Linked DNA regions of Homo sapiens: all the other regions are linked to region 3. Evidence: chromatin loops called from intact Hi-C (ENCODE). Cell type or tissue: ascending aorta. All regions are shown on one strand. Region 1 overlaps ARHGEF26 (Rho guanine nucleotide exchange factor 26). Region 2 overlaps ARHGEF26 (Rho guanine nucleotide exchange factor 26). Region 3 overlaps ARHGEF26-AS1 (ARHGEF26 antisense RNA 1).

Region 1 (8,000 bases), 120 kb before region 3:
AATACAAAAAATTAGCCGGGGGTGGTGGCAGACGCCTGTAGTCCCAGCTACTCGGGAGGCTGCGGCAGGAGAATGGCGTGAACCCAGGAGGTGGAGCTTGCAGTGAGCCGAGATTGCGCCACTGCACTCTAGCCTGGGCGACAGAGCGAGACTCCGTCTCAAAAAAAAAAAAAGAAAGAAAATTGAAAAAAGAAGAAACCATAAGGCCGTTATAATTCTAGGATATAAATATCTTGAGGCAAGTAGCTCTTACAATTTGTCTTTAGCTTACACTGTTACCAGCCTGAAGGAATGCAACTATATAACCAAAAACAACAGTAACTTGGCTTTTCCCAATGAAAAGGAAAATTTCATTTATCACTGTGAAAGGTTTGCCAAAGTACGATATTAAAAATAAGGTACTAATTAAATTTCTGTTTATGCTACTTACTTCAATATAAACCAAACCACCCACCTTTTATTTTTACATTGACATAATTAAGACATAATTTAAAGCTTTCTATGTTAAATGATCTATTAGTTATTTTGGAAAATTTGCATACTTTACTAAGTGAGTTAGCTACAAAAAGATCAAGAAAGTATTTCTAAAAAATGAGGTATGATTTCGGGAACCAAGAATGCCGGTGAATCAAATCAAATCTGAAGCAAAAGTAAAAGTATTCTGGTTCCCTGGATGAAACTTGAATGAAATAATTTGGCTTACGAGGAGGACAACTTTTTAATGGAAATACGTATTTAAGTTCTATGAATTTTTTTCGGGGATAATACTTCCACTTATTTCCTCTTTGTAGTATTACCAAGATGTTCATGTTTTATAACCAATCATGTTACACAACCTTTATCTTTTTTTTCCCTGTAAAGCATTTCCAATCTCACCACTAAAGAGAAACCTTCTGTGGACCAGGAAAAGCTGCCTAGAAACATTCCCTCCTAACCAGAAACACAAGTTAGCCCTGTTTGGCTGTTAACTCACCATCACAAGCAAAATCACACCCATACTTCAAATGAGTGCTTTAAATGATTGTAGTCTGCCAAGGTGAGCTCCTCAGCTGTGCAGATAATGGTCCTACCAAACATATAAGGTCCACCTCCCAGGAGGTTCAAGATGATTCAGCTAAAACCCATGTTTGAAAAAAGAGCCTGATGTGGAGCTTGCTTATGGTCTAGTAACCTTTCTTCTAACGTTTTTTAAAACTGCAGGGATTTTTTTTAGGTCTTTTGTGGTTGCTTTATTATGTGATGATCTTAAATGTGGCACTACATTTTTGAGGAAAAAACAAAACCAACAGCAAGCCTGCTTTATGAGATGGTCATTATACCCATTTTATAGATAAGAAAACCAAGGCAAAGAGTGCTTAAGTCACAACTTCATTTGAAACCAGAGCCAGACCCTGTGCTTGAACCAAAACACCTGCTGCCTCAGCTCTCAGCGGTGAGCTGATCTTGCCCACCTGTTACTACTGGCCAACCCTCAACTAAGACATCCAGCAAGAAGAGTAGCAGCTGGAACTGCAAAGAAAAAGATCATTTTCCAAGATTAATGTTGAATGGTCTCAGCAAATAAATTACACAAATCAACGTAGTGCAGATGTTCACAGTAAGATCCACGCCATGACAAAATGTGCAGACAACAGAAGGGTCAGCAACCATATCAGGTTCAGCCTCCAAGAAAGATAATCAGGAAAATCACAGCCAGCAATGTGCTCTGGTCCTGGTTGACACAGTGTGATCAAATATTGGTTTACAGGTGCCCTGTGAAGCCCTCTGGGGGTTATTCATTTTGGCCCTCCTATTCTCGCTCCCCTTTTTCCCTCATGAATCCCACTCATCCTTCATGCATCAGATTAAATTTCATCTATTCCAGGAAGCTTTCCCTGAACCTGCTGGGATAGGCTAAGTTCTCTTGTTCTATGACTTCATAAATCCCCATATATTTTCTTCAGTGTACCTACTATGATGGCAATTAATTCTTTTATAATTTTTGTTTACTTTTGTCTCTCTTAGCAAGGTTTAGAGGATGGGGCCATGTCTGTTGTGTTCACTACTATATTTATATATATATATAGTGTGTGTGTATATATATATTGTGTGTGTATATATACACACACACACACCCAACCACCCACCCACCCAGACTTGGCCATAGTACCTGGAATATAGGAGACAGTCAAATATTTGATCAGTGAATACATAAACAAATGAAATTTATTGTTTTAAATAAAAAATGATAAAGGTGAAACATGTAAAAGAATTTCGTTCTATTATTATTTTACTAAGAAAGTAATGCCCACAAATTGGGTCAGTCTCTACCTTGCTTTTATCACTGATAAGTCAACATATATTTAATTGACCACAAGTTGGCTTCCCAGAACTGTGCTAGGTACAGGAAGGGCCACCAATGAAGACACAAACTCCCAGCACAAGTCTTTACAATTCTTCAATTAGGATTACTAAAGAGAGACCCAGTCCAATCTGAGTTTCTTCAATGCCAGCTGCATTTTCTGAAAAACCTGCCAGACCAGCCCCTCCCCTATCCAATTCAGAAGGATGACAGAGAGACTAAGCAGCGCAGCACTCAGCACTCTAGCTCTGGAAACACAGAAAAAAAGGAGCTCTGGTTATAATCAATGCCGCTGTCCGGTGCCCTCCTCAGAATGGCATCCTTTCAAGGTACTTTTTCTTCATTAATATCCATCTGCCTAAAGCAAACTGAAATCATTCTTGGACGTCTCCCTCACTTAAATGAGCTGTCAATCTAAATGGCTGCAGTATCCTACCAGAGAAGGTCATATTCACTTAGGCTGGAGACTTGTAACATACCAGGCAGATTTCACATGTCTAAGTTGTTGTTATATAATAAAATATCTTCCCTAAACAAAGAAATATTCCAGATAAGTGGCAGCGAAGTATGTGCTGCTGGAAATACTTTCCTAATACAGAACATTCTGTACTCTACCAAAATGAATTTATATTCTGCTGCCGGTAAGTAAGATTTGGGGCTGCTTTATTTGGAATTTTTTTGGTGGTCACATTGACACTGAAGGTTGAAGTCAGTTTCTTTTGACATACTGGATCAGGGAGAATAAAAGCATGGCAAGCGCACCGCCACTAACCCATGGCAGGCATCAGTAACTGTCTGGCACTCTGCCTACATGCAGAGTTTGCACTCCAGGCAGCCATTAACAATACATCAAAATCAGTGCTGAGGAAGATGAAGCTCATCGATGAATCCTTCACCAGAGACTAACAGTGATAGGAAATGTGTTGATTCGACACAAATATAGGACAGTTGCTTCTCAATCAGAAAATATCCTACCTACATCCTGATCTGGTAAAGGTCTCAAGAGACTTCCTTTTCAGCAGACTATATGTCTTCTCATATTCTATTTTAGCCTTTTCTTCTGAAATTTTATCTCTGGATTGATAATAAGAGGATAAGAAATTAAAAGTGGTTTGGGATGTGAGGGGAAAAAAGAGTTCTAAACAAAAATGCTCTGGTAGTTCTCATTCCCATTCTGATAGCTACTGTTTTAGTAGGTACTTACCAATGACAAAATTAGAGGAGGATGCAGCACAGACCTTTTTAAGTCCTTTGTGTTGGTACCTCCCCAGTGAGTTACATGTGGGAGAGAAATGAACCAGGGAAAACTAACAGTTCTCAGCAACTGAGAAGTGGTGGAACATTTCTTTACATGCAAACACTGTCCTTGGCCTTAGCGTAATCATTGTGAGGAAGAAGTCATGTCACAATTAAGAAGCCCTGAGCAAGGAACAGACACACTTGGCAAAAACACAAAGGGCGCCATGTTTATTTTTAGAGCCCCCTGTGGCAGGCTAAATGATGGCCATGTACATGTCCATTATTAATGTCCATCATCTCAAAAATGTCCATGTCCTGTGAATATGTTATCTTACATGGTAAAAGTGATTTTATAGAAGTAATTAATGATACTGAGATGGGAAAATCATCCTGGATTATCCAGGTGGGCTTAAAGTAATCACAGAGGTCCTTATAAGAGAGGGAGGCAGGAGGATAAGAGTCAGAAGAGAAGTAGAAATCAGAGAAGATGGTACACAGTAGGCTTTGAAGACAGAAAAATTCATAAGCCACGATACAAAAGTGACTTCTAGAAGCTGAAAAAGGCAAGAAAACGGATTCTCCCCTACAGCCTCCAGAAGGAAACAGCCTAGTGACACCATGACTTTAGCCCAGTGAAATTGATTTCAGACTTCCCACCTTCAGAATTGAAAAAGAATAAATTTGTGTTGTTTTAAACCACTAAGTTTGTTGTAATTTGTTATAGCAGCAATAGAAAACTAATACATCCTCTTAATCTGTCTTAGAAACTCTCTTCTAACCTCTTGTTCCATTCCCAGTAACCAACATCCAGTATCTGCATACGGGTCCCTTGTAACTCATGGGCCCTACTATATATAGCTTCATCCATCCCAGAAAGCTGATGGTTCCAGATTCAATTCCCTTCCCTACCCATTCTTTCAGTGACTACTTAGTGAATGCCTACTATGTGCCAGGCTCTATTCTAGACACATAAAATACACAGCCCAGGACAATTCCAACAAAAGTCTCTGTCTTCATGGCACTCACCATCTAGTTCTCAGAGAGGCTAGCCCTCTCTGTTCAATTCCCTCAAGGCCCTGCTGCAGGACTGCACACACAACTGTGGAGCAGCAATGGTGGAAAAAGGAGCCAAACCACCTTCCTTTCCAGCAGATTCTCTGAAAGATACTCTAAAAAGCAAGAAAGCTTCTCATTAGGCAATCAGCAGGAAGGAGAAAAGGGAGAAGAGAGGTGAGAGAGTAGTTTGAACAAAGAACACTCAGATTGTGCCCAGCCAATGTGTTGGTGAACTTCATGGTTTGCTAATGGTGCCAGAGCAATCACAAACTCTCTGAACTTGCATGCCAGGTTTGTTGTTGTCAGTACAATTATACATGCATATTTTTTTTTGAGGAAGCAAGAAACGTATGGCTATTGGATGATTTTCAAAGGGGTCCATAACTAAAAGGAAGTTCAATAATCACTGACTTGTATAATGAAACATCTAGTGCTTGTATAATGAAACATCTACGCAAGAACTTGGAAATTACTATTAAATGAAATTATAAACATAGCCTGGGCCTAGACCATGTAGAACTCGAAATGCCCTATTAGAGAGTTTCAATTTGTTTCAAAGTAACAAGAGAACCACTAGGGTTTCTGGTATTTTAGGAAAGTAACCCTGGAGGGAGCAGGGTGAAGGGCAGGGTGTAGGGCTGGAAAAAGCTGAACTGAGGTGCAAAGGTGGTAAAGAGGCCAGCTGCAAGTCTACACATATCCACTTAAGAAGAGGCCGGCAGTTCTTCAAAATGTTAAACATAGTTTCCATATGACCCTTCAATTCCACTCCTAAGTATATACCCGAGGGAAATAAAAATCGAAAGCACAAAAACTTCAACACAAATGTTCATAGCAGCATAATTTAAAATAAAAAAGAACCCAATATCCATCAATTAATGAATGGATAAATAAAATGTGGTATATTCACACAATAACATATTATTCAGCAATGAAAGGTACTTACTTACACATTACAATATGGATAAACCTTGAAAACTTTATGCTAGGTAAAAGAAAGCAGTCATCAAAGACCACATTTTATATTTTCTATTCATATGAAATCTCCAGAACAGTCAAATCTATAGAAACAGAAAGTAGACTGGTGGCAGCCTAGAGCTGGGGAAGTGTGGGGGGAAATGCGGAGTGAGCGCTAATGGGTAGGGCATTTCTTTTTGAGGTGATGAAATCGTAAAACTCTGGTGATGGTTGCACAATCTATGACTATACTAAAAATCACTAAATTATACAATTTTAATGGGTTATTTGTATGGCATATGAATTGTGATCTCAATAAAGCTTTTATTTTTATTTATTTATTTATTGTTTTTTAAGATGGAGTCTCACTCTATCAACCAGGCTGGAGTGCAGTGGCATGGTCTCAGCTCACTGCAACCTCCACCTCCCGGGTTCAAGCGATTCTCTTGCCTCAGCCTCCCGAGTAGCTGGGATTACAGGCGCCCACCACCATGCCAGGCTAATTTTTGTATTCTTAGGAGAGACAGGGGTTCACCAGGTTGGCCAGGCTGGTCTCGAACTCCACATCTCGTGATCTGCCTGCCTCGGCCTCCCAAAGTGCTGGGATTGTTACAGGTGTGAGCCACTGTACCTGGCCAATAAAGCCCTTTTAATAAGTGCAGCAGCTAGAGAAATGGATGGAGGGCCGGGGCTTGTATCAGCTAGTTTTGTTCACATACAGAATGCTCTCTTTTCCTGCTTCCCCAGATAGTGGATTTTGTATGTGTTTCATCCCTTTTCAAGTGAATCTTATGAAAAGTCCCAAGACTTCCACAATAAAAGAGAGCTGTTCTGCTTGTAGCAGGGTCAGGAGGCCCAGGGCCCAGTTATTTGCTTCCCTGACACCCAAATTGGCAGACCCTAAAGTGCCTTCAGGGAATTCCAGGCCTGATGGAACACAATCCGAAACCACTCTATAGATCCAAATGGCTGAGAGATGTGGAATGTTAAGCATCTTTGTATTTGTAGGGTCAGTGAGAGGGAATTCAGCCAACATGTCCCCCACCCCAGTCACACCAGGGAATTAGAGACAGTTATGTCCACACTAAAGCCAGTCCTGCACAGCCTTTAACACATCACAACTCTTATCCTTCTGCCTAATCACCATGCAAGGTACCCTGGTAAGAGGAAATAATGGTTTCACTTGTAGGAAGCTAAGGGAAGTTTGCTTTTATACCCTCTTACAAGGCTTTCGGAGAGGTCCAATGCATGTGAACTTAGTTCAGAAGGGTCAAATGTTTCATATCCCAAAATCTTACCTGGCATTTGACCATAACCAAGCTGCTGGCAGCCTCTAACTTTAATAACAGTAAATTTAGAATTATAAAATACGTTACTTCTTTAGGGAAATTTCTGTAGCATGTATATTCTTAAATCTATGTTTCCTGCTGCCAATCAGTAATTTGTAAACCATAAACAGTCACATTTCACCAATGTTGTTCTGTTTTATACATGCATCCCTTACTTATTTCTCTACCCTGGCTTTGAAACACACACCTTCTGCAATGGGCTTTTTATGGTATTTACTCTTCTCCCTTTTATTCTTGCATCAATCCCCTTTTAGAGACTCTACCAAGCCAGGCACAGAGGTGTATGCCTATAATTTTAGCTATTCAGGAGACTGAGGCAAGAGGATTGTTTAAGCCCAGGAGTTCGAGACTAGCCTGGGCAATGTAGGAAAACCTCATCTCATAAAAAGATATATATATGTATTTTTTTAAAAGGTAAAAAGAATCTACCAAAATCTGCTTCTAAAAACGTCTCTGGCCGCATTACCCTTTTTCTCTGAAACATCAGACCCGGCTTTTCAAACCGAATTTCTAACTACTGGCTTCTAACCATACAACACCGTCTACGTAAAGCACACAGAGGCACGCCTCATCTTGGTTCTTCCCAACCAAATCTCAGCCACTTTATGCCTCTCAGCCAGCCTAAATGCCTGGACCCATCTACATCCTGTGAAGCAGCGTCATTGCGAACTCTCCTTTCATTGCTTGTGAAGGATGCTGACACTGATCACCAGGACTATGTCACTCACCAGGACCCAGAGCAGCTGATTTGTAAGTAATCACACCTTCTGGGAGTTTGTCATTTTCTAGTGTTACCTCTTTTTTTTAATTGCCTCTTAATAATTACAGTGAAAACTACCAAAAAAAAGTTTATCTTAACTTTGGCCCATATACATATACCCTTGCATTTTGTCACTTCCCTACCAAAGATTGGCTCCCAAACATTCTCTCCAGCCTCACTTTCTGCCACAAAAGCAGAGCTGGCTCCCAGCCAGGTGCAGGAATGTGAAAAATACTAAAGAAACTGCCTATTTGTCATTTACTCAGGGGAAGGCTGCACTGTGATCCTTTCACAGGGT
Region 2 (8,000 bases), 180 kb before region 3:
CTGAAGCAAAATAATATCCCTAGCCCACTAAGAGTTCTAAAATTTAGATTTTTGTCACATGCTATATAGTTAAATCAATTATTTCTTGTTTATCATATTACATTAGCTCAGACCTAAAAAATCTGGTCCAGAGTCCTTCAGTTAACCTGAAGCGGGTCAATGATGTTTTCCTGCTGATAAAAGACCTCTTGTCCTATTGGGGTTGGTGATGAGGACCACATTAAGATCAGATCCTTTGACAGGCACTAGATAAATGTAAGATTATGACTGGACTTAGAATTTAGATTTAACAAGGAAAAAAATGCTATACCCTACAATAAATAAAATGTTTCCATGTATACTGTCTTTATGTTGTGATTTTTCTAAAAGGATGAAGTATATGACTATGTCAGAGATACTATTTACAATTTTATTCCATTCCATGTACTTCCTGTTGTTAATTAAATCATTAACAGAAGCAGGAAAAGCTCAAAGACTCCCTGCAAACAATGCCCCTTTATCAGGAGGCCCAGGAATTGGTGTCTGGATGGTTGACAGCACCAACCACATTCATTATGCTTCTAGCTCTGTGAGGGAGAAATTTTGAGAAGGATATTTGATTATGGGCTAAGGTCATCATATCCTATAACTGACATATAATGAGTGAGGAAAGTTTGTGTTCATCACTGAACATGTCCTAGATGTTTCATGACGGTATACACTACACCCAAATGACATCTAAATTTTACTGCAAATGCAGGAAGCCAAGGACTCCACTTGCCACAGCCTGTTGTGTGTGCCAGCTGCAGCTGTCTGTGCTTCATTTTAATGAAGGCAGACAAAGGGGGCTCTCTGGCTCCCACATTCCTCTTGAAAGGCCCAGAGGGAAAAAAGAATGACAGTGGTAAAACATTCTTCCTTTGTCCTTTTATAAAGGGTAGACTTCTGTATTTTTCACAGAGTATTGTCTCATTGACGATACCATGACTTAGGGCCTGTCATGGACAAACAGATATAACACAGTATACATGACTTCGACGTACATCCTAAAAAACATTTGACTGAATCCTTAATAGCAAAAAATTGAAAAACAAGTAAAATTTGGGAAAAACCTGCTCCAGCAGTAACAAAAAGGGCAGTAAATAGAGACAGGAAGCAGTTTTTCTCCACACCTGGTTACTCTTCTACCTTGTCTCAGATAGAGAAAAGCTAGTTATAATAATTATGGGTCAATCCCAAAAATATTTATTGGGAACCTACTCGCTATGTACAAAGCAAGGAAAGGACAAAACTAGAGCTGAGCTTAGGGATTAGTGATAAAACTACTGTATTGATGGGAGAGGAGAATGGCTAGGAGGCCATTGGGGTAGTTCAAAAGCCATGTGGTTGACCTAGGAAGGAGGCAGTGGAATGGAAAGATGGGGAAAGATGAAATAGACTTTTACACAGGAAGAACTGGCAGGTGATGGATCTGTTCTGACACAGAAGCATCAAAAACAGCACCAAGTCTCCAGACTGGATAACGCAAAAGAGTGTCAATAGTACCATTTACAGAAATGTGTGTGTCGGGGAAAGCCACGGGCAGTGTTGATGTTTGGTTTTGGACAGGCTGCATTTCTGAAGAGACAGAGAAGAGGAATGGTCATAGGTGTGAGAGGCAAACTAAGAGCATAGATAAGAGGCTGAGAAAAACATAATCTCAAAAAAAGGGTTAGCATGAAAGAGCTGGATGGTCAATAAAACTAAATGATACTAGAGGTAAAGAAAGGAAGATTGGACTGCTGGGTGTGAAACTAGGAAGCCTGTTAATCTGATGGAGAGGCCTCAACAGGGTGCCAGAGGAAGAAGTCACGCCAAGGTTGATTAAGAAACAACTCAACTAGCTAACAACTCACTGCACGTACCCCTACCTTGATTAAGAAACAACTCAAGCTAGCAGCTCACGCCAGCAGCTCACGCCAAAAATCTAAATATCATCGATTCCTCTCTTCCACTTACTGCCACCTCAACTCATCCAATCCATCAGTTGGTCCTGTTGTTTTTGTCTCCAAAATATAACATTTCTATCTCCTCCTACATATCACGGTCCAAGCCAACATCGGGACTCCCCTCGACTACTCCAACAGGATTAGGGTTAGGGTTCTTATTGTTTGCCCCACTGAAACTTCTGTCCCCAGGGCCCCTGTTGTTCCTGGAACTTCCTGCTATGGCTTATGTGGTTCTAAATCAGTGTTTCTCGAGATATCTCTGGTAGAGAACCAGTCTCCACCCCTTGAATCCATTGCAGACCAAGCATTTTTAGAAATACAGTAAAAATAAATTAATTGTTAAAATAATCACAAGTTTTGATGCCTCAGAAATGTCAAACTGCTTCCTACATACCAGGCTGGTAACTACTTGAGGACTGATGGCCCACAGACAGCACTGGGGTAGCTCTGAAGACAAACTGGACTTTGTTGCCCATTGACTGCCACCCCTCTCCCTGGTTTATTCTGCTCCAGCCACATTCTCCATGTTCAAGCCAAGTTTGAGAACACTAAATTCGTTTCCTTAGAGGTTTTGCACCTGCTGTTCCCTTTGGCTGAAACATTCTGACTCTGCATTTTCCTAAGGGTTGACTCCTCCTTTTCACTCAAGGCTCAAATATCACCTCTTAAGAGAGGTCTTTCTGCACCACCTAAGTTAGAGTACCTATCCTCACCACCCCCCAATTAGCACTCACTCCGGATCACATCACCAGCTTTAGGGTCTTCACTGCACTTACCACTACCTGAAATGATCCTTTATTTTTAACTGGATCATGAAGAAATACTTTCCCATCATCCTAGCTCATTGCAGACCATTTGCCCAGGCAGACTGGCCAAAGCTCCCTTCCATCCAAAGTCACCCTTCCTAAGAGCAGGAAGCCCAAGGGGATCGGTTCTTCACTTGGATATAAGCCTAAGAGCAGAGATCTGATCTCCGTATGGTTCACTGCTACATCCCAGCACTGAGAATAACACTTGATGGGAAGTAGGTGCCTGACAAAAATCCACTGAATTAATCTGGAGAAATGAAGGCCACTCTCTTGAGAAGTTCTGTAAAGGAAAGGAAGGATGTAGCAGGAGGCTGGGAGTTTGGAGTCATACAGTGGAGGGTGGGTGAGACAGAAAACATGAGGGGAAAAGTGAACTAATGAGTGGCACACACAGCGAGCACTGGGCATTCTCAAGATGAGACTGCAGTGTGCAGTACTGAGAGGCTCCTCAGCAGAGGAAAGGCTTGACATGGGCCCTAAGAGGAGCCATCTGGCCATCTGAGGAGGCCTGAAGAGGGCATTCCAGGAAGTATGAAAAACACAGGCAAAGGAACAAAAAAGGAAGTTTAACATGGAAAATAATTTTGGGGATGCAATATCTATTTAGCATTTTATCATAAAATATTCTAACCCATATGATATCCTAAATTTAACATCTAGGTTTCCACAATCTTTTTTCCTTTTTAAAGCCTACGGATTGAGGCCGGGCACAATGGCTCACGCCTGTAATCCTGGCACTTTTGGAAGCTGAGGCAGGCAAATCACTTGAGGTCAGGAGTTTTGAGACCAGCCTGGCCAACATGGTGAAACCCCGTCTCTACTAACAATAAAAAAATTAGCCAAGCATGGTGATAAGCACCTGTAATCCCAGCTCTTTGAGAGGCTGAGGCAGGAGAATCACTTGAACCCGTGAAGGGGAGGTTGCAGTGAGCCGAGATCGTGCCACTGCACTCCAGCCCCGGCGACAGAGTGAAACTCTGTCTTAATAAAATAAAATAAAAAATAATAAAGTCTTTGGACTTAAAAAATTCTATATTTTAGTAGTTTCTCACAGTTAATAGCGACTGACTTCCTGGAGGTTTCCTTCCAAATCCAGAACAAGCCAAACTGAGCAGCAAAGTGGGGGTGGAACAGCCTACTGGTTGGCAGCTTCTCCGTAAAAAGAATAAAATTTGTTACTAGAAAGACTGCTAGACTGTCAGGAAGGCCAGATTCTAGTTCCAGCTTTGGCAATAACTCACTTCCTGTATGGCCTTTGTGAGTCACTTCACATGGGGGAAGAAAATGAGAGAGTTGGACCATGTATATAATTATAAATATGTGTATATATTTATAATTTGTTATTGATAATATTTTGTTTTATGTAATATTATAATTATATATAATTAGGGTCACCATATATTTCATTGTATAAACGAGGACCTTTTGAGAGTCAAAAAGAGTATCATTCATAATTTCACCAGGACAACGGACCCAAACTTGAACAACTGATTCTGGGAAAACCAAGATGTCTGATCACTTCCCTATATGCTTTCTTCAGCTCAAAATTCTGTCCTCCTCTAGAAACACCCATGGGTCCCTTCGTCATGTTCTATAGCTGGCTCAGTGCCTGGCATATCCCAGATGCTCACTGTTTGCCCCAACTCCTTTTGGTGAGCATTTCTGCATTCTTTACGTAATCAAAGCCATTGATTTTTCTTCCACAATTTCACTGTCTTATGAAGTTGAATTGTCCTTGTGCCAAACAGCTGCACCCCTCCTACTGCTGATTTTACATGTTGTATATCCTCAGGTGGCCTTTAGTGACAACAGTTTTTCAAAGAAAGTAAAGATTTAGGTGTAAAATTCATTATTTTTCAGGTCAAAGAGTAAGTAGTGAAATTATATACCTGACTCTAAGTTCTTCAATTACTTAAGGCTAGAATGGTAGTGCAAACCTTGTTTTTTCAACTAGATTGCCAATGAACCATATTAACCAAAAAGACATAAAAGAAAGAAAACCTAAACAATATATACTTATTGATGCATTTCACAAATGTTGGAAGAAAATAACACATTCTATGCATATCAAAACTCTAATTGCTCAAAACTCGGTAGCCCAAAGCTAACCTGCATATTTGCAAACATGGCATGTAACAATTTGCCAGGTTTTTTAATAGTCTTTTTTATTTTTAAGGAAAGTGCGTCTTTAGTTGTTAAATATATTTTTTCAACACCAATACTATTTTATGTCTTGAAAGCATGTCCATTTATTTACTTCTCAACTGTAATTGAGGGTGGGGGTGGGGAGAGCAAAGAGAATGAGAGAGTCACTCCCTCTGTACCCAAGGAGACCTCTGTCCCATGCCCCTTCTGGAATGTTCTCTTGCTATTAATTAAATAACTACAAATATGAGTCAGACCTATGGGTTTCCAAGTGACATGACTAAATATTCTGAGAACATGTCTGATTGAGGAAACGAACAACCATTCAGTCTTTGGCAAGATTAAAAGGCAAAAGGATGGAACAAATGCTACAGAATGTCCCAGGAAAGGATCTAGCCTTGGCGTGAAATAAGCTGGACATGTCAGTTCACCTCCTACTCTCTTGGAATCATCTCAGAAATGAGTGGTGGAGACTACATAAATTATGAATGAGACAGTCAGGAAAATCTCTGTTGAGATGTTGGCAAGGCCTGAATAAAGAACAAACAATCCTTGTAAACCAAAGAAAAGGAAAACACAAGGCAAAACCAGCAACACTTTCACCATTACTAACTATACGGGGAAAGGGAAGTCTCTAGTTTCTGAGAATTCTCTGGAACACTGGAAAATTACTGATTTCCAAAGTGTTAAAGTCATTCTCATCCTTAAAGTCATATAAAATCCAAAGCACAGGCATACTAAAAATTCTGTTTTGAGGAGAAGTTTCCCCACACAAAGGAAGTCTAGTTTGTCCTCACTGGCCAAGAGGTTTAAACCACTTTTGGAGTTCAAGTAATGCCTCCCCTTGACCCTGGTCTTGGGTGTGTCACTTGCTGGTCACCTCACAGATCAGCAAGCACACGCCCACCCAAGCTCACCTCCCCACAGCCGCAAACACAGAGGGGCATGCTTGGAATGCCATCAGCGCTTTTCAGCACCTTTAGGGGAAGAACTCTGGGATCTCAGAGAAAGGCATTTGTTTGTTTTGTAAACAAACACATGAAGATGAAGCTCCCTTTTTTTTTTGATGGCTGCTGACTAGGGTGATGGTTGCTGAAGGTTTGGGTGGCTGTGGCCGTTTCTTAAGACCACAGTGAAGTTTGCTGCATCAATTGACTCTTTCATTCATGAAAGATTTCTGTATAGCATGCAATGCTGTTTGATAGTATTTTATCCTCTGCAGAACTTCTTGCAAAATTGGAGTCAATCGTCTCAAACTTTGCCACTGCTTTATCAATTCAGTTTACGGAATATTCTAAATCCTTTGTTGTCATTTCCACAATGCTCACAGCAACTTCACTTTCTTTGCTCATCCTGAAGAAGCAACTCCTCATTTGTTCAAGTTTTATTATGAGATTGCAGCAATTCAGTTGCATCTTCAGTCTCCATTTCTAAATCTAGTTCTCTCGCTATTTCCATTGCATCTGCAGTTGCTTCCTCCGCTGAAGTCTTGAACCCCTCAAAGTCATCCATGAGAGTTGGAATCAACTTTTCCCAACTCCTGTTCATGTTGATATGTTGATCTCCTCCCATGAAATTATGAATGTTTTTAATGACATCTACGATGGTGAATCTTTTCCAGAAGGCTTTTAATTTACTTTGCCCAGATCCATCAGAGGAACCACTGTCTATGGTAGCTGTAGCCTTATGAAATATATTTCTTTTTTCATTACCTTGGTGAACTCTCCAGCTCATTTGGAATATGCTACAGCTTTCACCAACCTGTCCTTGGTTTTTTCTCTAGCCTGTGAAATGCTACTTCTAGTGCCAAAAGATATGAAATAATTTGACATTTTATGTGGGTGCCTTGTAATTTTCACATTTTTCTTATGTCTCTTGACAAAGATTCTTGGCTTGGCCAAACTTCAGTTAGATTTCTGTACCTTCTCCTAGGCTCATCTGTACAGTTCTTCGTAAAATCCAGTTTTAGCAAAGAACCCTACTAAGTCAATTTGGCAAGAATATCCCCTACCCCATCCTCAATATCTGATAAGATTCATTATTCTCCATCATCCCAGAGGTTATGATGTCTAATTACCCTGGCCTGTCTTCAGCAAGAATCCTGTTTGGTTAGTTTAGCCAGAATAGCCCTTATCTCTGATATTTCCTCTCAGTAAGTTTCCATCCACTGACCTCCATCCTGCCCTATGGCTATGAATTCCCACTTGCCCATGCTGTGTTGGAAGTTGAGCCCAATCTCTCTCCCCTACTGGAGACGTTGCTGCAATGGTCCTTACGCCTGTTAAGATGACCTTGCATAAAGGCTGCGAAGCTTACTGCGCTTTAGCAAGTGTCCTTCAATAACTTTTCTTGAATATTCTCGTTAATCATCTAGGAACACTGTTAAAATCAGTCTTAAGGTGAAGATACCTCTTTGGGATCACTTTCTCTAAGATCTTGCTACAATTTTAGGGTTGTTATTCATCAGCTGCTGATCCATTTTAACCACACCATTTAGGAACCCTGGCAGACATGGAGTTGGAGGCAGGAATCTGAGAGGACAAAGAATTAGGGAACTTCTCCTTTCCCTCCACTGTTCCACTCTCTGACCCAATATAATATCTGCCCATGATGATTATTGCAAGAGGAAGTTTCCAGTTTCTAAACAAAAACATTGGTCAGTCATCTTTAAGTGGACCAAAAAATCACTAAGGTGGACTTGAAAGTTAACCCTCACTGCCACTCATCCAATGTGAGAACTAAGTGCACACTAACTGCTGGCGAAACTGCAGGCACCAACAGGACGCCTGTTTTGGTCGTGCATAAACTCTGGATTAGAAAGAGGATTTATCAGTATATTTCCGTAAACTGGGTAGCTCTTTTGACAGAAATCATTGGGCTTTCTGCTCTCTGGTTGAAGGTAGGTGACTGAGAAACGACCTGAATTCCATTACCTAAGAAGGCTTATGGCCTAGACTCAAAATACCAGTTGAGTCATATTCCTTAAGGATAGTGTATCATATTTTTGTCAATGAAAAAAGTAAAATGATTTTTAAACCACTCTATAAAAATAAAGACATCACCTAAAGCACAGTGCATC
Region 3 (8,000 bases):
ATAGCAAAGAAAAACACATCCGGAAACACTAGCACTATTATGTTTTAGTGTTCATGTTTGAATGTTTAATAAACTTTAAAAGTTTAGATTTCTCATTAGAATTCTCATTGGCTAACTGGGTTGCTCAGTTAGATTCAGATACAATCAGATTCAGAGTTCTCAGTCACCTTAAGCCCATCAGCATATTAGCCCAGATAGGTACAGATGAATTCAGATCAATAAGATTATGTTCTGGGATTCCAGTTCTGGTAAGCAGATTTTCTCTTTTCTACTGAAAACATGTAGCCTGGACACCTTCTTGAGACTTCAAGGAGAATGCCTGTTGGGAATGGAGCCATTGCTAAGGAAATATTGCTGAGGAACAAGAGGAAGCAACTATGTTCTAGTCACATTGTATGAACCATTGGATCAATCTTCTGAAACTGTACCTCCTTTTGGACTTTTCAGTTACATGAATCAATAAGTTCTCTGTATGGTTCAATCCAGTTTGAGTTGGTGTTTTAGGTACTTGCAACCAGTTATGCTGACCAATATACCGAGCTACTGGCAGTTCCATTTTTACGGAACTCTAAACTCCATGAGGGAGATGGTAAGGATCTGTTCTTGTATGTAGTCTCAGTTCTTTCATGAAACCACTACTTCTATAATGTGAAATGTCATATGGATAGACCACTGGGCTTGGTGACAGAGGAAGTAGAGTTCGGTCTTGGTTCTGACATGTTTTTGACCGTTAATTCAGTAATTCATTTAATCTCAGTTTATCTATAAAGTGAAGAAGTAGGCCTTTAGTTTGTTTACATATCTGCGTTATCTATCTAGCTATCAAAGAGCTCTTTTTCAGAAGAAATCTTATGTAGAACTCAACAAATAAACCATGTACAATTGTGAGTTATAAGAAAGGCAATTTTTTTTCTCATTCCTGTGTCCTTAGCATAACCATAAACCTGGTGAAATGTATATACTCAGCAAGTAGTTGCTGAATGAAGGAATAAAAGCAAAGTTCCTCTGTTGGAGAGATGACATGGAAGCTGGGTCCCCACTGGCTTGGCCTTCCCCTCACCACCTTACCCACCCTTGAGGTCCCACTAAGAAACTCGAGGGCTTGGCAGATTCCAAGCTGAAAGCCAATGACCAAGTCATCTCTAAGGCCCTTCCAGTTCTAACATTGTGTAGTCCAATTTAGTGATTCCCAGCTATGACAGTGGAAGAGTGCAGGTTGATTATGTCATCAGAATTATGAGACTTTTCAAATAATTGTTCCCACTCTACTGAGACTCTCTTTCTGTCACCTCAATCAATGAACTATTTCTATTAATTAACCATGTACTAGTTTCATTAATGACAATTTGATGAATCATTTTAAAAAGAGCCTCCCATGCCCAGGCACTGCGCACGGGCTAGTGGTCGACCGCTAAACAAACAAGACAGAGTGACAGACATGATCCTGATACAGCTCCAATGAGTGGAGGAACACCAGGTTCTTCCTCTCGAGTCGAATTAGAAAAACCAACACGGACACACGTGGAGTAGTTTTAAGGAGCAGGGAGTTTAATAGGCAAGAAAGAAGGGGGAAGAAAGAAAGAAGCAGCTCCCCTGCGCAGAGACAGAGGGAGGGAGGCTCCAAAGTCAAGAGACAGACAGAACCCTGCTTTCAGGTAATATCAACCAGCTGTATTCCATGGCTGGAGGAGGTGGTGTCTGATTTGCATAGGGCTCAGGGGATTGGTTTGACCAGGCATGTCATTCACGTAGCCCACAAAAAACTGGCCCTCCCAGCCTAGCCTTTTAATATGCAAATTCAAGGCGCCATGATGTTCCACACACGCAGGGATATGTGGGGGCGACCATGCTTCCAGGCACATGTGGGGCAAGGGCAAGAAGGGCACGGGAATTGCAATGTTGGGTGGACCCAGTTTCTAATGGCCTGCATTTGCATATCAAAGTTTGCCGGCCTGGTTCTAAGAGCCAGGGCTTTACAAGAAACTTTTCTGGGGATGCTTTAAAAATTAAAACTTCCCAAGGACCCCTTTTCCTCTCTATCTGCCTAAAATAATTTCTTAGTAACTCCTACAACAATCCCATTCTCTTGGAGCTTCCTTGGTTGAATATTATGTCTGGGAGCTGTCAAAATCTTGATGCTTTAGGTCCCACCCCCAGATAATCTTATTTCAAAATTAAAAAGTATGAAATTATGACAGGTACTGTTGTTTGTTGAATGATAGCTAACTGAAGAAATTAGTACTTGTAAAAAGGCTTACGTGGAACATGCTGAGTTCTCTACGTCTGAGGCAGTCAAGAGAAATTGGGCAACTACTCTATAGCTATATCTGTCTCTGTGTATATATATATATACACAGAGAGAGAGGAGTCAGTCATCAGGAGGTGGTTTTATAAGTCTGAGCTTATCAGAATGTGTGAAGTTAACACACCGTCACTCTTCATAATGCAATATTCTATGGGCTTTCAGGGGATAGCTTCATGAAAATGAGGAGATATCTGGGGGCAGAGTTTTATTCCTTTTCCCACAATGTGTGTGTGAGTGTGTGTGTGTGTGTGTGTGTGTGTGTGTGTCTAGGAAAGACTGTGTTGGGATGAACAGGTCTGAAGGGAGTAAGGACCTTTTAGCTTCTTGGCAGAAATGGTATCTAGTGGGAGGTAACTACACATTAGGTATATGGAAGAGGAAGTATTTGATGGTGAAGCTATTTTCAGATGAAAGTGTGATAAGTAAAGCTTTTAAAACCAGCATATTTCAGCCTGATTTAATCCTTACCTGTGGTAAAACAAATAAAAACAAAAACTATACCTATGTGACTGTGAAATTTAAAAGAAAACAAAACCAATCTCTTTAGTTACCTTGAAGGATGGGAATCTATGTATTAGTTTAGGCGATTAGAGTTAGTACCAGTTCTGGTATTTAAACTTAATAGAAAATAAAAAATAAATAGAGTTTAAAACACTCAGAAAACCTACTTGTTGTTTTCAAAGTGGATACTTTGATCATGGTTGCAGTGGAATTTTAGACTAGAGCAGGAATTAGATGGTATTTGTGCTTCTTGCCTCTGTGCATTTATTTATTTCTTTTAAGGTTCAGCTCAACTGACATTTTTTTGTGAGAAATCTCTAATCCTTGTCAGCACAAAGGAATTTGACAATCTTAAGACATGTAAAATAGTCACAGTTACATTATGTATTATTTTTAACGCTAAAATTTTTCTTAATCAGTTGCAAGCTCATAGAGGCACGACTTTGGTTCACTTCTCCCCCATCAGGCCAAACATAATGCCTCAGTATCACAGGTCATTTACTGAATGAGATAGCTTTGTTTTCTTCCCCTGATTCTCTAATGAGCGATATTATGGTGCAATGGTTTTTTAATTCTGGCTCCCATTGTAAGAAGCAACTGCAACAACTTTTTCTACAAACCTCACCATTAGATATAGCAGTTTTGATGTGCAACTTCTGAAACCAAACCAGGAAAAGACATTATGTATTGATGTTAGAAACCCACAAATGCTTGTTTTAAATACTTTCCACTGTTTATTTTTTTCTAATTCATCAAATGAAATCTTTCCATGTTTTAGCTCTAGGAGAGATTAAGCACATTCAATCTAATTATGCAACCTCCTGGCAAAAGCAGTCTCAATGTGAAACACTGTGCTGGTTGTATTTCACAGTTGCTAATGGAAACAGAGACAAGTTTGGAAAACTGCAAAGTCAAGTCTGAGCCTTGGCATTATCATGCCTCTGAGGAAAGGCATTTCCTGGGTCTGTTCTTTCTTTCCTTCACTCTCTGTATGCATGCTGTATGCGTCCCGTCAGGCTCTACAAATAACTGAAAATGGTCACATGAAGGTAGGAGTACCATAGACATAAAAAATGAATAAAAACTTGAAAAGTCTCACAAACAACAAACAAAATACAACTTGCCAGGGAGTCTGAGACTTGATAATTTTGTGTAGATAGATAAAATTAATTTATCTGATGTTAAAGAATACCAGTTGTCACGGCGTTTAAAAAATTCCTAGTTCCAAACATCCTTGGCAGCTCCTCAGGCTAACAATGCAACCTTACAAATTATAGTTGTTAGCTGCAGGTTTTGTTTTTCACCCATAGTTACATGGTATATTCAGATACAGAGAAGTCATTATATTATTTCCAAAACAAGTTTTTAAAACTTTTATTCACTTTAGGCTCAAAGATGAAACAGTGTGTTATCTTCCTAAAAATAATTTTGCTGAATTATAGACCAGATTTACATGAGAGCTGGAAAACATTTTGGAAGTGAAAAAAAGAATGCTGGCATCCGCGTGAGGAACATTGAGATGCACAAATGGTTTCCCTGCGACAAAAGCACTCACCCATGTAAAGACAGCCAGTTTGATCAGACAGCCAGTTTGACTAGTTTCCTTTCCGTCTTCTCTCTAGGCTCTCGTGTGTATTATCTGATTGGAAAGTCTTTACAGCTCACTGACAGGTATGGCAAACCCCTGCAGGACTGCTCTAACAGGAACTGAACTCTGTGTTAACCTTTCTGTCAACTCTGAGCGCCCAAGTGTTAACCTAAGCATCTTGGACTGTTTTCCTGAGCTCCTCACCTTACAGTGGGCCCTGCACTGATGTGTGCTGTAGGCCCTGGGCTCTTCCTCTTTCCTTCTGGCCTGGGGTGCTGAGGTCCCAGCATGCCTGAGGCAGGGCCCACCCAAGGGACTGCTTGAATAGAGTTTCTTATTTACACAAATCTTGAAATAATTAAAAATTCAGTTTTTACTTTGTATTTCATGTCTCAGTCTCTTGTATTATTAGCCAACACCAAAGACCTCCCAGCTGGAATGACAGTGCTTGCCAAGTGCAGGATTAACGTTGACTATTTCCATTCATTCATTTATTCACTCATCCAGTCATCTATTCCCACCTCCATTTAGCAGATATATCTGTCAATCACATACCATATGCTAGGCACAGTGCTGTGAATACTGTAAGCCAAAGTAGACATGGTCCTGTTCACATGGATCTTACAGTCTACTGAGGACAGGGAACACTAATCAAATAATCACCCCCCAACAAATTTAAAATTAGAAATGTGAGCTGGGTGCAGTGTCTCATACCTGTAATCCCAGCACTTTGAGAGGCCAAGGCAGGCAGTTCACTTGAGCGCAGGAATTTGAGACCAGCCTGGGCAATGTGGTGAAACCCTGTCTCCACAAAACATACAAAAAATTCGCCAGACATGGTGGTGTGCTCCTGTAGTCCTAGCTATTTGGGAGGCTGAGGTGGGAAGATTGATTGATCCCAGGAGTTCAAGGCTGCAATAAGTAGTGATCACACCACTGCACTCCAGCCTGGGCGACAGAGCGAGACCCAGGCTCCAAAACAACAACAACAGCAACAACACAAAAACTAAAACCGACAAATGAGGTAATAAGTTCTATGAAGGAAAGGCGCACAGTGCTATGAGGGAGCCTATTAGCTTGAAAGGAGGGGGCAAGAAGGCTTTCTCCTAGAAAAATTACAACTTGTCTGAGCTAAGATCTGGAGTGTGAGTTGCAATTGTGTTGCCAAAGGATTAAGGTGGTGGCCACAGCAGAGCATTTCATTCAAAGGGGTCCATGCACAATGTCCTCTGGCAGGCAGAGGCTCAGCCTTTCTCAGGAACTAATGGCAGTATGACAAGAGCACAGAGAGTGAGAAGGAATAAGGAGGGAGAGAATCTGGAGGAAGCCTTGTAGATCATGATAAAGTTCTCGTCAGAGACTAAAAAATGACTGAAGGCTTTAGAGCAAGGCAGTGAAACGACCAGACTTATGAGTATTTTTAAAGATTACTTTGTCTATTAAGTTGAAAACAGATTCGAGTAGTGGTAGGAGTGAGGTGGGCAATAGTAGTCTTGGTGCAGATGAAGGTCCTTGTGCCTTGGTGGTGGTGGATATGAACAGTAGTGGATCAGTTTGAGAGATTTTTCAGGACAGATCCATTGTGCCTACTAATGTATTGCGTATGAAATGTGAAGAAGATGATTCTGTGATTGCAGAATGTTCTGACTAGTGCAGTCATTTGTAGGGAGGGGAAACACTGGAAGGGGGTCCCATTTAGAGGGGAAGATTATGAAGGTGGTTGTGAACATGTTGAGTTTGGAACATTGAACAGGAGACGTCCAAGAGGCACTTGGATATTTTGGTCTCAAGTTCAGGGGAGAGGTCTGGATTGGAATTGCACATTTGTGGATCATTGGTGTGTAGGTGGTAATTGCAACCGTAAGTATGAAGTATCTCTTCTGTGTATAGTGTGGAGTGAAAAGACAGGAGAGCCTAAGAATGACTATGACATTCCAACATTTAGTGATCAGACAGAAGAAAATAAAATTACCGTTGAGGAGAGTTGTCGGACTAAAGATAAAACTGAGGGAGAATTATGGCTATTCTCTGTTTGTCTGTCCATGCTTCTCCATGCTACTCTGTGCCCTGGGAATAAGATATTATGAATTACATCAGCCGGGCTCCCTTGCTTCTGGCTTGATACTGGGTTAAGCCAATGAGAGAAGAGAAAGATCCTGCCTCCCTCCCTGTTATGCTGTGATTTGACAGCAGTTTCATTTTCCCAAAGTCTACAGTTTCTATATCAGAATAAGTAGTTGAAGAGCACATGAAATTAAAAAAGGAAGTATATTGATGAGTCTTAGGAGACACTTAGTGTGGCTTTAGGCAAAGAATGTAGCCACTGTCAAATTGTAGCATAGCAGATTGGTCTTAATGCCCTCCTTCATACAAAATGTCTAGTGAGACTTGCCTGTTCTCTCTCTTTATCTTTTTCTGCATCTCCCACAGGCTCTTCAACTTATTCCAATCTGGCAACTTACCAACATTTTGTATAGAGGAAAAGTCAGTCAAAGAAAAGTAGCTGGAGATGAATATGGGCTTAAAAGAGGGTTTTTAAAAAAGCTTCAGAATCAGCATTTTGTGGAGACTGGAATTCACTTAGTTGCCAGAGGTCAAGTGTCTACTGTGCAATTGGAAGAACCTTGCACTTCCACCTGAATAACATGAAATGTATTGCTGTTCTCTATTCCTCACCACGAAAGCCCAACGTGTATGATAAATTCCTTAACTCATTTGATTCTCTGGGCAGCAATATCTTGGTCAAAATAATTAAGTGGGTCCATTTAGTACTGATAAATTATCTATATGGAGATTGGAGAGTTTTTAACTTGAAAAATTTAGCAGCAATAGGAGAAATTAATTGGAAATTGTTAAGCGTATATTTTGAAATGAGAACTATATAAAAGTATTCTGTGGTGTTCATAATAAGGCATGAATAATGAACTAATCCAGAAATTAATGTTCACATCTTCTTTTTAAAGTTATTATTGAATCATTTAACCACGATAAGCTAAAGACTTATTTCTGACCTGTTTTCTTTTCTTGAGTTGTCTGTGTTGTTCTGCACATGTCTCCTGTCTTGTGCCTATCTGTGCTAGGAAAGTTATATCCTTAATTCGTTGTCTTAATGACCCATTACAAAAGGGTTTTTAAAAAATTCTATCATTGCTCTGAGTTTATTGTCAATATAGAGACATTATCAATTGTCTTTGAAGGAGGTGGCTTCTATCCAGTGCTTCCTGTTTAATGCCTTCTGCTTATTCCATTTTATTCTCTTGGAAATGGATTCTCTTTTTGTTTACTGGATTGCAGCTTCGGCTTCTTTTTCAATACTCTATGTATTGCCTCTGTATTCTACATGCATGCTGCAATGTGAGGGGCTTTATTTCACTTATTTTTGTGATGGGAAAGTAATTTGCAGTTTGAGTCTGAACTAAAAAAGGTCCCCCACTGGGCGGGAACAGTAGGACCATGGTAATTCTTGTATAAGTCTGTTAAACGTCTTTCCTTTCCTGTATGCAAAACCTCAGGAGTTTACTTTAACCTCTTAGAACCAGTATCATGTAGGTTATGTAGATACCAAAAGTTAGATACATAACAAAGGAATTTGAACAAGTAAGGTTA

What was found. Hi-C counts contacts between places; a loop is a spot of excess contacts. Peaks named below come from ENCODE experiments on the same cell type or tissue, not always from the same donor. Only the 100,000 strongest peaks of a DNase experiment are listed, where the experiment ranks them.
Region 1: a loop joins it to region 3, with 6 times the contacts of the local background. A loop is called at or near these places in 1 of 110 quality-filtered maps.
Region 2: it touches region 3 in a loop (5-fold over the local background); 1 of 110 quality-filtered maps calls a loop at or near these places.

The regions. Positions count from the first base shown.
Region 1 is chr3:154,176,151-154,184,150 of GRCh38, reverse strand. All of the region lies in intron 6 of ARHGEF26 (Rho guanine nucleotide exchange factor 26), which reads right to left. Among named protein-coding and RNA genes, the nearest start is that of ARHGEF26, 59 kb to the right of the region's middle. In ascending aorta, no CTCF peak of the experiment used is centred here; no DNase peak of the experiment used is centred here; H3K4me3 peaks cover 1,940 bases; H3K27ac peaks cover 3,565 bases.
Region 2 is chr3:154,240,806-154,248,805 of GRCh38, reverse strand. The region is part of intron 12 of ARHGEF26 (Rho guanine nucleotide exchange factor 26); the gene reads right to left. It overlaps LOC105374167 (a long non-coding RNA gene), which reads left to right. Exons shown (of 2, transcript XR_924597.4): 2 at 1-338. Among named protein-coding and RNA genes, the nearest start is that of DHX36, 80 kb to the left of the region's middle. In ascending aorta, no CTCF peak of the experiment used is centred here; DNase peaks (open chromatin) are centred at 3,915, 5,182, 5,320 and 5,841; H3K27ac peaks cover 4,818 bases.
Region 3 is chr3:154,056,491-154,064,490 of GRCh38, reverse strand. The region is part of intron 2 of ARHGEF26-AS1 (ARHGEF26 antisense RNA 1); the gene reads left to right. Among named protein-coding and RNA genes, the nearest start is that of ARHGEF26-AS1, 61 kb to the left of the region's middle. In ascending aorta, no CTCF peak of the experiment used is centred here; a DNase peak (open chromatin) is centred at 3,740; H3K4me3 peaks cover 865 bases; H3K27ac peaks cover 2,561 bases.